Regions from separate parts of the Mus musculus genome. Here region 1 is linked to region 2. Evidence: chromatin contacts called from ENCODE POLR2A ChIA-PET data. All regions are on one chromosome and are shown on one strand. The core of a region is the stretch at or near the end of the contact, and the rest is flanking DNA. Distances in the headings are between cores, read along the strand shown.

Region 1 (6,504 bases), core at 2,353-4,852, 66 kb after region 2:
ACGGGCGGAGCTGGCCTCGCTCGCTCGCTCGCTCGCTCGCTTACTCGCTCACCGGCGCCCGCCCGCCCTCCGCCCTCCCGCCGGCTCTCACTGCCTCCACCGTCGCGGATCACCCAGCCCGGTCGCAGCCCCGGCTTGCCCTCGGCTCCTGTCCCACGCCGCTGAGAGCCGGCCAGCGCGCAGGGCCCATGAGCGCCCGTCTGTAGCGCGCCAGCCTGCGGTGCCCCAAGCCCGAGCGCAGCCGCCAGGTAGGAGCCCGGGTCCGCGCGGTCACGGGTGCGCGCTGCGGAGATCTGGGGTCAGGGGGTGGGTGGGGAAAGGTGTTCGGAACACCGCAGCCTAAGCTGGCTTCTTGGGGAGGGGGACGTCCTAAAGGATCCGAAGGGCTGGGAGCCCCGACGGAGGAAAAACCGGGAGGACGGGAGGGACCAAGGGAGTTTGGGAACTGGGGAAACTGGAGCAACTGGGACAACCGGAGGATTGAAACATTGAAAACCTTGTTTGAACGGAAGTCCCCACCGCCTGAGTACCGGGAAACGGGAGAGGCAGCGGATCCAATGGGACTTAGGGCGTCTCTGCCGTCTTTCTCCAATTGGAGAGCCGATGTGCTCGCTCCTTTCTTTTCGTGCAACCTTGGTGGCAGGCCATTACACGCTAGGCCTGGGCTCAGGATCTCTGTCCAGAGAGGCCCCTCTGCAACCTGGTCACCCTAGCCTTCCCATCCCCCAGACCCTGGGGCAGTTCCCAGTCTCCAAAAGCTCTTAGGGTCCCAGAATCTCACTGCTCCCGCCCCAACCCCTTCTGGGCCGCCCCGCCCCGGCCTGAGGCTCCGTTCCTGCTGCTTCACCCAGTCCCTTTCTTGTGGTAAGGCAGCCCGAGCCTGAGTAGGCACCCGGGTCCTCCTCTTCCTTGCCTCTCCCAGATTTTCAATGCTACTTCCCTGGTCCCAGAGTCGGAAGGTGGTAGGGTCAGGTGAGTCCTGCTTGGGGAAGGCCCTAAATCATTGGCCTCCTGCACCCCAGGCCCCACACGGGCAAGGTTCCAAGGCTCTAGGGAGAGATGGAGAGAAGACTGGGACCTTATGGTCACAGATTTGTAGTAGAGAAAGGGGTGGAAATTGTAAGCTCTTCTCTTCTCTTCTCTTCTCTTCTCTTCTCTTCTCTTCTCTTCTCTTCTCTTCTCTCCTCTCCTCTCCTCTCCTCTCCTCTCCTCTCCTCTCCTCTCCTCTCCTCTTCCTCTTCTTTTCTCTTCTCTTTTTCTTCTTCTTCTTCTTCTTCTTCTTCTTCTTCTTCTTCTTCTTCTTCTTCTTCTTCTTCTTCTTCTTCTTCTTCTTCTTCTTCTTTTTTCCTTTTGAAACAGGGTCTCATTGCGTAGCCCACGCTGCCAAAGCCTTCTGTTTCAGGCTCTTGCATTGAGTACTGGGAATATTTATTAGCCGGTTCCCACCAGGCCCAGCAACATCTCCTGTTCTTTTTCTTATATTTCCCTCTTCCTCCCTCCTTCCCTCTCTCCCTTCCTTCTTTTGCTGTGTAGCCTAGGCTGGCCTGGAACTCTGCATTCTTCTGCTTCAACTTCCTGAGTGGCTAGATTAAAGACTTGCATCACCACACCCAGGCTAGATCTTTAGGTTTCTGCTGGGCCTTAGGTTTCTAATGTTTAAAGAAGGAGAATAGATTCCCAGAGGGACTGCACAGAGTGTGTGGGCTGCATAGAGTGTATTTGTTGATTGAATAATTAAATGAACATTTTATTCTAGTCACTGATCCAAATTCAGCTTGCTTTAAATGAGAGCAGGCTCTGGACAGTAGCTCGGAATACTTGGCTGGACATTAGAGGCGCCTATACGTGCCCCCCCGCCCCCCCCCCCCTGTGCTTGCCATTGAGCTCTGGGTTAAGGGATCCTTCAAGCTCGGGTGCTGTCTCCCTTAGGGAGCTGCGGTTAGATTTGCCTGAGTGTCTGACAAGCATCTCTGGGTGATCTCCTTCTGTGGTAATTCCACCCCTCCCAGCTTCATATGGAGGGAAAAGGAGGTGGGTGAGGGAGTGGGCCAACCAAGCTAGTCAGGGAGCAGGGGAGTGTGTAGCAAGGTTAAATGCCTTTCCACATCGGTGGTACAGCAGGTCTGGGATTGGCTCTAGGAAAAAAAAAAAAAAAAAAAAAAAAGCTCAGGCCTTATTCTGGGCTTTCTGAAGAGCAAAACACCTCAAACAGCCAGCAGCAGACATATCCTACCTACTGTACCCCATCTGTGTCCTGAGTTAGACTGGAGCTAAGACGACTCTAGATCGTCCAAATAGGTTGGCAGCAAGTCTGCCGGGGGTGGGGGTGGGAACTGCCCAGACTGCTGTGTGGAGATGGCTCCGGTGGCTTTGGGACCAGTCCAACCCCCCCCCCCCCCCCGAATAAGCTGAGTCTTAAGGGCGGGGTCACTTAGTGGAAAGGCCATCCTGTGCCCTGACCTGGACTTTCACATCCATTTCTTCCTAGCATTCCCAAGCTCTAGTCCTCACCCAGAGTCACGCCCCTTTTCCTGATAGGGGCTGGGAAGGAGCCCGTTGCTGAGAAGGGATCTGGGTTAGAAGGGGAAGTAAGTTCTTGCTCACATCTCATCCTTGCCACTTCTAGGTTCCATCTGAGGTACCCTTGACCGTCCCTGCCTTCATTCCATCCCGGATCCCGGCAATGCTAACCGCTGTCTGTGGCTCTCTGGGCAGCCAGCACACCGACGCGCCTCACGCTTCACCGCCGCGCCTCGACCTGCAACCTCTCCAGACATACCAGGGTCACACGAGCCCGGAGGCTGGGGACTACCCCTCCCCGCTGCAGCCTGGAGAGCTGCAGAGCCTCCCGCTGGGCCCGGAGGTAGACTTTTCACAGGGCTATGAGTTGCCAGGGGCCTCCTCGCGGGTAACCTGCGAGGACCTGGAAAGTGACAGTCCCTTGGCACCGGGACCCTTTTCCAAGCTCCTGCAGCCGGACATGTCACACCACTATGAATCGTGGTTCCGGCCGACTCACCCAGGCACAGAGGATGGCTCGTGGTGGGACCTTCATCCCGGCACCAGCTGGATGGACCTCCCCCATACTCAGGGAGCGCTGACCTCACCTGGCCATCCGGGGGCGCTTCAGCCTGCTTTGGGAGGATACGTCGGAGACCATCAGCTCTGTGCTCCGCCGCCCCACCCGCACCCGCACCACCTCCTCCCAGCCGCTGGTGGGCAGCACCTTCTGGGGCCACCCGACGGGGCTAAGGCCTTGGAAGCGGCCGCACAAGAGTCCCAAGGGCTGGATTCCAGTCTGGATGCAGCGTCCCGACCCAAAGGCTCCCGGCGATCAGTTCCCCGCAGCTCAGGGCAGACCGTGTGTCGCTGCCCCAACTGCCTGGAGGCGGAGCGACTCGGGGCTCCGTGCGGGCCCGATGGGGGCAAGAAGAAGCATTTGCACAACTGCCACATCCCAGGCTGCGGCAAGGCATACGCTAAGACGTCGCATCTGAAGGCGCACCTGCGGTGGCACAGCGGTGACCGACCCTTCGTGTGCAACTGGCTTTTCTGCGGCAAGCGCTTCACGCGCTCCGACGAGCTGCAGCGCCACCTTCAGACCCACACCGGGACCAAGAAGTTCCCCTGTGCGGTCTGCAGCCGAGTCTTCATGCGCAGCGACCACCTGGCCAAACACATGAAAACCCACGAAGGCGCCAAAGAGGAGGCGGCGGCGGCGGCCCAAGGCGAGGGCAAGGCCGGTGGCGTGGTGGAACCACCCGGGGGCAAAGGCAAACGTGAGGCCGAAGGCAGCTCGGCGTCCTCCAACTGAGCCCCATGGATGTCACATACCTGCCGTTCTTTATTTGGGGGGGCGGGGGGAATGGGGCGGCCTGAGTAAGAGGAAGGTGGTTATTTATTGGTGATGAGGGGACAGGGAAAGGGACGCTAGGGGTTTTTAGTCTCGGGGGCTACATGGGAGGCTGCTTGAATATTTAGGCTGCCAGGAGCTGAACACGCCCCTCGCTTCTTCCCTTTCTCACTATTTCACCCTCCCCTGAGTTGCTGAAGAGTTGGGATGGAGCGCCCCTACCATGTGGAGGGGTTCGCATAGTAGAGAGATGGCATGTCCCAGAAGCTGAGGGAACTCGAGATTGGGTCGGGGCGTTGGGGGAAGCTGTCTGGACACGTCTTTAGTTCCTGGGAACCCGGACATAAAAGCACCTTGGAGCCGCCCTTCGGCCTAGGTCTCTTTCATCCCCTCTTCTAGTGCTGCTCCCTCTAAAATTTCCGGAGAGAAAGCAGAGATGAGGTGTGTGTGTGGGGAAGCCTGGGGTGGTTCCCCTTAAGGGGCTGTCTACCTAGCTTGGAGGGTTATTAGTATAGAAAGAACTCCCTTCAGTGAATTTCTTCTAAACCCTTCTGGATGGTAGAGCCAGGAAGAGCAGCTCAGCTCTGCAGCCAGGGCTCTGAGCTGGAGGTCAGAGCTGGATGGCATAGAGGAGGGATCCAGCAGAAAAATCCTCTTACAAAGTGGAAGAGCTAGCCGCTCCTTTCAACTCGAATTCAATCCTTAACTCTTAGACCTTGTAAAAGAAAGCAAACTCAGCAGTCGACATTCCCCATCTATTCCCCTAGGTAGTTTCCTAAAGTCAGCTGCCAGCACTTGCTCCAGAGTTGACAAAACAACCCCCACCCCACTCCCAGGTCCCCATCCCTTGCTTTCCTGTTGGGGGTGGAAGGGAGAGAGGTTGTCCTAGCAGAGGGATTACAGCAGAAAACCCTGCCTGGACTCCCCGTCCCTCTCTTTCTTAGCTTGACCCTTCCGTGTTCCCTCCATTGTTATAGAGTCCTCCCCAGTAGAAAATCTCCTTCCATGTGAAGAAATATTGTTCCCCCACTGGAAGGAATTCTGGGAAGCTGTCTCTCTGTCCCCTTCTTTAGAGTCTAGAGATACATTTGGGTTTTGATCATAGGATGAGAGGGTAGACTTCTGCCTGGCAGACTGCAGGACCCTGGGGCTGGGGGCACTCTCAGGTTTGAGGTAGAGGCCTTGAGACCCTCTGACCCCACTCTTGCTCTCTTCTCTCCACCCAGAACCTTCTGCAGGGAATAGCTGTGTGTTGATTTTTAAGTTATAAGCAAAGGGTATTTTATTTAATAATTAGGGTGTGAGTGTGTGTATGCGTGTGTTGTCTGCACCTGTATGTGTGCATGTATGTGTTTCTCTACTGAGCCTGGGGTCTCCTGAGACCCCATCTTGTTCACCCCGTCCAAGACCTGGGGACAAGAACCTCAGCATCTTCCTCCCTGGGGGATGCTGGAGCCCAGTCCAAGGACTGGGACCTGTATGGGAAGTAGGGGCTGGGATCTGGGTAGGAATATATGTTTGTGTAGAAAGGCCTCCTCCTTGAAGGGACAGGGTGACTCCCTGTGGGACTTAGGGGCCTGAGATAGTTTAAGTTCTTTCTGTGTTCTCCCTCTTTCCCCACCTCCTGTGAACCTAGCCAGAGGTTCCCTTTCTTACAAAGAAGGCTGCAGGCAAGAGCGAAGTTGGCCATGCCTGCAGGTTGCCTAGCTAGGTGCAGAGGGGCCTAAAGGAGGGCACCGTGGGTGTGGGATGCCTTCTTCTCCACCCATCAAAACCAGCCACCTCTCACTGCGCTACCAAGACAACCTTTTTTCAGTGACCATGCTTAGGGGGAACTCCTACATGGAGTATTAGGGGGCACGGAGATGCTCCCCCTTATAGAGGCCTTGAACCCTAAGATCTGCAGGTGGGGCTCGGATAGGTTTTTGTCTGGCCTGCTCTTTATCAAATCTAGGTTTCTCAGCTGCCTGTCCTTCCAGGCAGCCCCTCTAGAGGAAAATGTAGGATTTTTTTTTTTCTTTAACTGCTGTGAACCCACTTGGGGGCGAGGAGGAGGCAGAAACAGCCTGTGTTTTTTATGCAACAATAAAGTCATCAACCAACCACACTCTCGCTTTGTTTGTCTTCCAGCTCTGCCTCCTATTTCGGACTCCATCCCTCTGCAGTGAGGACTGGGTAGGGGGATCTTTGGTCAAGCGTCACTTCTTTTCGATTGGAAAGATCTGAGATGAGATCAGAGCTCAGATCTGATCCTATCCTGGAAGGAATAGGCTCTGTAGTCTCTTGGTGTTCATCTGTGGAGATGAGATGTTTCTAGATGATTCTTTCCATAGAAGTCCCACGTCCCCAAAGGTCCCTCTCCCCACCCCACCCCCCATGGGAGCATGCGGGTCAGCCGGTCCCTCTGGCTGTGAGGGAGGTGGGGGGTGACTGACAGTGATTTCTTCACCTAGAGTGATCCCTATCAGAGACAAGGCGATGAAAGGCAGCCAAGATATCTGATGGGCAGCTGCCCAGCTGGAAACCGTGAAGGAAAGGCTGCTACTACTACTGCTCACAGCGAGAAACCTGCCAGGGTTACTCAACCACAGGGTGCACAGACGCACCCTCACGGGACTCACTATCTTCAGAGAGACTGGAAATGCCCATCC
Region 2 (6,548 bases), core at 2,539-5,038:
CGTGTCTGAGGCACACTGGCCTCTTCCTCCAGCCTGGCTGCTGCTTTTCAGGCCCCCAACGCTTGTGGCTTTAAATCTGAGTAAGTCACAATCCCTGACTTCTTTCTCTGTAGTTCTGCCAAAATGAAAAGGTGCCCCCCAATACAGTTTCCACTCTGCAACTCTACTCAAACCCAGAGCCGACCCTGAGGAACCTGCTTGGTCCCAGACTTCCCTCCCACCCTGTGGGAACAGTATTTTCTGCAAACCCAACCTTGTGGGCTAAGGCTTTTGACTCCTCTAGCTTCTCACAGACTGGGAGGCAGTGCCTTCCTCGGGGCTGGGGTGGGAGGTACAACAGTCGGCCAGCTCAGGAAGTTCTTCTAGGGTTCGCCTCTGTGGCTGAAGCAAGACTGGGAGTGGGAGAAAAAAGCAGAGACTGCACTGGGCTCTGGCTCCAGAGGCCCCCAGGTGCTCTGAGAGCCGGTCTCCTTTGGGACCAGGACCAGGAGGGTAAATTGAGTCCACAGTTCCCGCCTCAGGAATCCTTCTGTAAGACCTCTGACATCACAGACAAAGGAAGCCCAACTGCCAAACGCAGACTTTGCCTTGGGCAACTAAATTTATTAGCAAGAAACTTTTTGTCAGCCCAGTACTGACCAACAAAATACATCGTTAATAAAGGATAACAAATCTTCACTTAATTAATAAAACATCCTCAAGCAGTTACAACGAAAATAAAGTTGGATTTCTGTTTAATTTAAAAGCCTCAAAAATAACAAGCAATATGTTTTTAAAACATGTCTTAGACACAATAGTCTATTATACAATATACACTGTACACAGTGGAGCTTGGGCAGGGGGAGATGAGGGCGTGGCGGGGTCAGGATGGAAGGTGTTCTCAGGTGAGTCCAGATTTGAGTTGAAATGTGTCATTTAGAAAAGAATTGTTAAAGTGAGAAAAAAAATAGCAAAAAAAAAAAGACCCTCCTATGCTCAGCATTGCCCCCAAAACCCTAAACTGAATGCAAGCAAGGGGGAGGCGTCTAGCAAAGAGAGGAAGGGAGCAATTAAATAAAATGTGGTTAAAGCACACACGTCCACAGTGTCATCATCTGAAGTGAGTATAAGGCAACGTTCTCCGTAGAAAAGAGGGAGGGCAGGTCCTCGGCGTCTGACCTTTCATAGGAAGTTGGAATGTTTGGAGGAGAGCCGTGGCAGGGCTGGGCAGTGGAGTGGAGGCAGCCTCCCACCTCCCCGGTGGGGGGTGTCAGTGGGAGGCTGGGTACAGGGCCCCTGGGTGTCCCTAGCGGCCCAGGAGGACTTAATTGAGGGGGACAAGGAGGCACGGTGGGGGAGGGGGCATGGCACAATGGGACTCCGGCAGTGTTGAGGAAGGGGATGGGGTGGGGATGGGGGCTCACTTTGCTCCTCGACGGAGTGAAATGTATGTTTTTCCTTTGGAAATAAGGGTCCCCACGCGTCCTGGGTTAGAACGTCTCATTGGGCATGGCCAGTGTCCATGGCCTGGGCAGGCCAGGAGCTCACGGTGAGAGGGGCAGAGCCTTTGGAAGGAGGAGAACACAGGAACAGAGTCCCTCTCTGCAGGGACACAGCCACAGAACAGGAGTGGGGTGAGGGCTGCCCAGGGCAGTCGTGGGCACCTGTCCATCATGGACCCAGGGCCAATCAGATGGGAGGTGTTCCATCTTCAGGGCCTCCTGCCTCAGTTGGCCTTACAAGCCCTTCGTGCCTAGGTGGGTCTTGTAATGCTTGGTGAGGTGGTCACTCCTCATGAAGCGCTTCTGACATTGGGCACACTCAAAGCGCTTGTCCCCTGGGAAGAAGAAATATCTTTTACCAAAGAGGGCATGCAGTATCACTGCCCCAGTCCCAGAAAGGAGAAGCTCCAGAAAGTGAGAGCCCCTGGAAAGGCCAACTTGGCCTTGTCTCTGCACTCCACTAACAGCCTCCTCCTGTCGTCTATTGGTCGCACCTCTCTGCCCCAGCTGCCCCGTCTAATCTACCTCTCTACACTCCGTTCTTGGGTACACTCTGGTCTTTGCCCAGGCTGCTTGTCCTTGAGCCTCTGCATACCTGCTTCATTCTGGACTGTGTCCCAGGGACTTTACACCTTCCTCCTTACAGGAAGACATCTCAGCCCTGAGCCCCTGAGTCTGGACCACAGCGACCCACCCTGTATCAGGGTGTGTATGCTTCTGCTTGCGATGGGTGTGACTCACCAGGAGCTGAGGCATGTCCCCCACCTCAGTGTCTGCTCAGCAGGGCATCATTCCCTACAACAGCATCTGCCAGTGGACCACTGGGCATGCCCAGGACATCTTTAAGGCACCTTCTATCGGGTGCATTAAAGCACATAATAGTGATAGCAACCTTAATAGTAAACTTAGGCTGCCATGGAGGCAGGCCTGCAGTAGGCCATGCATGTCGGAGCAGGCCTGTAATCTCAGCATTAAGGAGATAGGAGAAGTGCCACGAGTTTAAGGTAAACCTGGGCTGTACAGCAAAATGTTGTCTTAAAACAAACAAAAAGAGTTGGGTGTGGTGACTCACACCTGTAATCCCAACAGCTGGAGTCTGAGGCAGGACTGCTGCAAGGGCAGCCTGAACACTTGGCTCAATCTTGTTATCGCTCTCTCTCCAAAACCAATACTGGAGGCCAGCTTGGTGGCTTAGTTCACAGGGCTTTACAGAGGTGGAGACAGAGGGACCTTAAGTCCTAAAACAAAGCATTTACAAAGTATGTGGCCTTGAGAGCCCAGGGCTTGGGTAGGAGCCCAGCTTGCCCACCACTAGCCACTTATCCAAACCTCAGCCAGGTGGCTGGCACTGAGGTAACCCTCCAAGGCCTTCCTGGGACTAACTTATCTGAAAATGCTACACACAGCATTTGGCATTTCTTATCACTGCTTGGGTTTGGTTTGGTTTTGATTTTGGGTCTGGGTAGTGTGGATGGTGAAGCCCCGAACAGGCATGGGTGACAGTGTACAAAGGACAGACAAGGGCATGGGGGAACTGACCTGTGTGGGTTCGAGCATGTCGCTGGAGTTCATCGCTCCGAGTGAATCTCTTTCCACAGAAGAACCAGTTGCAGACAAAGGGCCGCTCGCCAGTGTGCAGGCGGACGTGGGCCCGGAGCAAGGATGTCTTCCGGAAAGTCTTCCCGCAGTCCGGGATGTGGCACACGTGCTTCTTCTTGCCCTGCTCCCCAGACCTGAGGGGTTGGGTTCAGAGTAGGGGGAGGAGTTGGGAAGAGGGAAGGGAGAGAAGCACGGGAGGTCAGGCCAAGACTTGTCCCCGAGTGACCTGTGGAACAGGGGTGTGGGTATGGCCAGGGTCGGGCATATTACCTCTTCTCCCCATCCTTGCAGTTGGGACACGTGCAGGCCATGCGCCGCCGTTTCTCCCCAGGCTGGGCCTCTCCGGCTAGAGCCTGCTCCATCTGCAGCTGGATCTGGGTGGGGCTCAGCCCACTGATAGTCAGGTTGTTTCCAGAAACGTTCTGCACGGTCAGCTGCTGCTGCCCTGTGGGAGAGAAAAGGGTGTGGTTCAGGAAAGGAAGCCCAGGCTATCCCTCTCTCCCTCCCTCTCCCTCTCTCTGGCTGAGGAAGACTCATGGAGCCTAATACACTGGAGGGCAGTGAGGGCCAGAGGCCTCCCTGAGATTCTGCCCCTGCTAGCAGGAAACTCGCCTAAGAATTTTTGTTCTGTGGACCAAGCAAATGCCTAAGATGCTCGACGTTTATTAGGGATGTGGAAAGCCGTGAGCTCTCGCCGCCGCCGGGGGCGCTGCAGACTCCCAGGTGCAGATGCAGCCTGCTTCGCTAGGCAGCCTCAGCTCTCCCTCCCTCCCTCCTTCCCTCTCTCTTCATTTTTTTATTTTTTTAAAGATTTTTTTATGTATTTTATGTATATGGATGTTTTGTCTGTGTGTATGTCTACATACCAGGAAAGGGCATTAGATCCTATGGGACTAGACTGTTGTGAGCTGCCATGTGGGTGCTGGGAATGAAACACAGGCTCTGGAAGAGCAGCCGGTGTTGCTGAGCACTGAGCCATCTCCCAAGTCGCTTTCCCTTTTTCTCAAAGCTGCACTCGCAGAATGTATCATCATCAGCTCTGGTGCAGTGTAAGCTGGTCCTGCTGCCCAGGACGCCCTCCCCTGCCTCCCACTCTCAACAGCAGCCGTCCTTAGCTGGACGGTGGTGGCACATGCCTTTAATAATAGCGCTCAGGAGGCAGACGCTGTTCTGGTCTACAGTGGTCCAGGAAAGCCAGGACTATACAGAATCACTGTCTCGAAACACTACCCCTGACCCCCAAAAGAAGCCTTGACTTCCTTTACATTAGGTACAGCCCTTAGCTACCTGACCTGGGCAAGTGACCAGCCAAATTAATGTGAATTTGTATATTACTTGGACACATCTATTTTCTCAGTCTCTATTCAACATCTGCAGTTATCATGTGGTCATGTGACTTCCTATCTCACAGTATTACTGTAAGGACCAAGTGTGAAGACAGATATGACCTGAGGCTGGCAGGGACCAGGAGCAAGCTGAGCATCCTCCTGGCTGACCCTGGAAACCCCAGGGGCCCGGCTCAGGATTCCCATATGCTGAATGCAAAGCCCTGCTCCCAGTACCCTCCTGGCTTCAGGCCTTTCCCTCACCGCCAGTGTTGGTGATGGTGACAGGCACACCCTGGACTTGGACACCATTGATGTTGATGGTCTGCATGGCCTGAGCAGCTGCTGCCAGCTGTGCGGCGTTCAGGCTGATGATGCTCCCAGCAGGTGCAATCTTTGGCAGGGGCCGCTCTTTTCGGAGAATGGCAGCTGAATGTTTTTTGCTGGTGCCACTCAGATGGGGAGCTCGGAGTGCAGGGCTGTTACAGGTGACGGTTGATGTGGTTGCAGCTGTTGCTGGGGGGCTGTCCTGGACAAGGACTGTCTGTACCTCACCAGAAGGTGTACGGATATAAACCTGAGGGGCCAGAGAAAAGAGAGTGCTCTAAGACAGATGGCAGCATGACCTTCCTTGTCCGAGGGAGAACTGGGACACCTCTGTCATCTCATCCAGCCCAAGAACACACTTGTGCACTACTCATGTTTAACAGGGCCGATGCTGCCCTGCACTCAATCGGCATGAGCTGGTTACTGACCTGCAACCAAACTTTTAATCTGCTTAGCATGGAAAAATATTAACTGCTAAATCTCAAAACTGGAAGATGAATAAAAAAGCACACCACCAGCATGGGCTACAAAGTGATGTGGAGCCAGCTTAACCACACAGTAAACTATCTTTAAACAGCAGGGGCTGGAGAGATGGGCCTGAGGTTACGAGTACTGGCTGCTCTTCCAGAGGACCCAGATTTCCCAGCATCCACACAGTAGCTTACAGTCATCCCTAACTCCAGTTCTAGGGGAGCTGATGCCCTCTGCCGACCTTCTCAGGCATGAGGCATGTTCACATACTATGTTTAGGCATAGTACACGTACATATATATGCAAGCGAACCTCTTATATGTGTGTGTGTGTGTGTGTGTATATATATATATATATATATATATATATATATATATATACATACATATATATATATAATAAAATAATCTAAGAAATTGTTTAAGAGGAACTCGATATTTATCTTATCCCAAAATGTCTCTCTTCAAAATACTAATGAAATACAAGGAGGAAAAAATTTTATGTTGTGTGTGTATGTGTGTGTGTGTATGTGTTTATGTGTGAGAGTATGGGTACGCATGTGCTACAGCACACTTGTGGAAGTCACAGGACAACCTTGCCTTCCTGTAAGTAGGGCTTCTTGTTCGCTACTGCATATGCCAGGCTGGCTGGTTCCTGTCTGGTCCTCCTGTTTCTGCTCTCACCTCTCTCTGTATGAGCACTGGGATGGCAAATGCAATCCACTCATGGGACATCACATAAACAAACTAAAGGACATTCTACAAAACAACTAGCCTGTGGCCTTCAACAGCAGCAAGGTTGACTGCCACATTAAAGAGGAAGTGGGGCTGAGGATGTAGTTCAGGGTAGGACACTTAAGTGCCTAGGATCCACGAAGCCCTGGTTTAATTTCCAGCTCCATGGAGGTGGGGGATGCGAGGAATTCTTTCTGAAAGAGAGATCTGACCAGAGAGATGCGACAACTACATGTAAGGTGGACAGAGTCCTTAGGCAGCGTTGGAATTACTATCCGAAGCATGTGGTGAGACCTGAATGGTACCTCCCCGATAGACACCAGCAGTTCACTAGTGAGTTTCAGGCTTGAAGGCTGCGGTGTGCGCAGGGGCTGTGCCTGTGTGGGAGAATTAAAGCATTTGCAAGTGGGAGGGGGATCATGGTGGCAGTTTATGTTTAAATGATCCAGGGAGAAAAAAATCCTTTGTAAGACTGATTTTAACTGGGGTTATATTTAATTCCTGGATACTGAAGACTTTTAGTTAAAGGATAACATCTGAACCTGCCATCCCTTAATACATATAGAAGCCTCAGGTCCCTTTCCAGTTCTGTATATGTACCCCATTTAAAA

The links. ChIA-PET counts read pairs that join two places held with the same protein, here RNA polymerase II (POLR2A).
Region 1: POLR2A ChIA-PET joins it to region 2 with 10 read pairs in embryonic stem cell. The contact joins two enhancer-like sites. POLR2A ChIA-PET finds 5 or more read pairs at or near these places in 4 of 5 experiments (Patski and embryonic stem cell).

What each region holds. Positions count from the first base shown.
Region 1 is chr11:97,018,780-97,025,283 of GRCm38, forward strand. It overlaps Sp6 (trans-acting transcription factor 6), which reads left to right. Exons shown (of 2, transcript NM_001363230.1): 1 at 1-248; 2 at 2,627-5,960. The coding sequence starts at 2,684. The coding sequence ends at 3,814. Gm11532 (predicted gene 11532) reads right to left here. Exons shown (of 2, transcript NR_133649.1): 1 at 2,605-6,504; 2 at 1,729-2,135. Among named protein-coding and RNA genes, the nearest start is that of Sp6, 3.3 kb to the left of the region's middle. Within about 2 kb of position 3,603, at least 2 of the 3 ENCODE cell types and tissues checked have a DNase peak (open chromatin) inside an H3K27ac peak, as active enhancers do.
Region 2 is chr11:96,952,755-96,959,302 of GRCm38, forward strand. Sp2 (Sp2 transcription factor) reads right to left here. Exons shown (of 7, transcript NM_001080964.2): 4 at 4,670-4,982; 5 at 3,351-3,525; 6 at 3,021-3,214; 7 at 578-1,816. The coding sequence ends at 1,716. The region is part of intron 3 of D030028A08Rik (RIKEN cDNA D030028A08 gene); the gene reads left to right. Among named protein-coding and RNA genes, the nearest start is that of D030028A08Rik, 12 kb to the left of the region's middle. Within about 2 kb of position 3,789, at least 1 of the 3 ENCODE cell types and tissues checked has a DNase peak (open chromatin) inside an H3K27ac peak, as active enhancers do.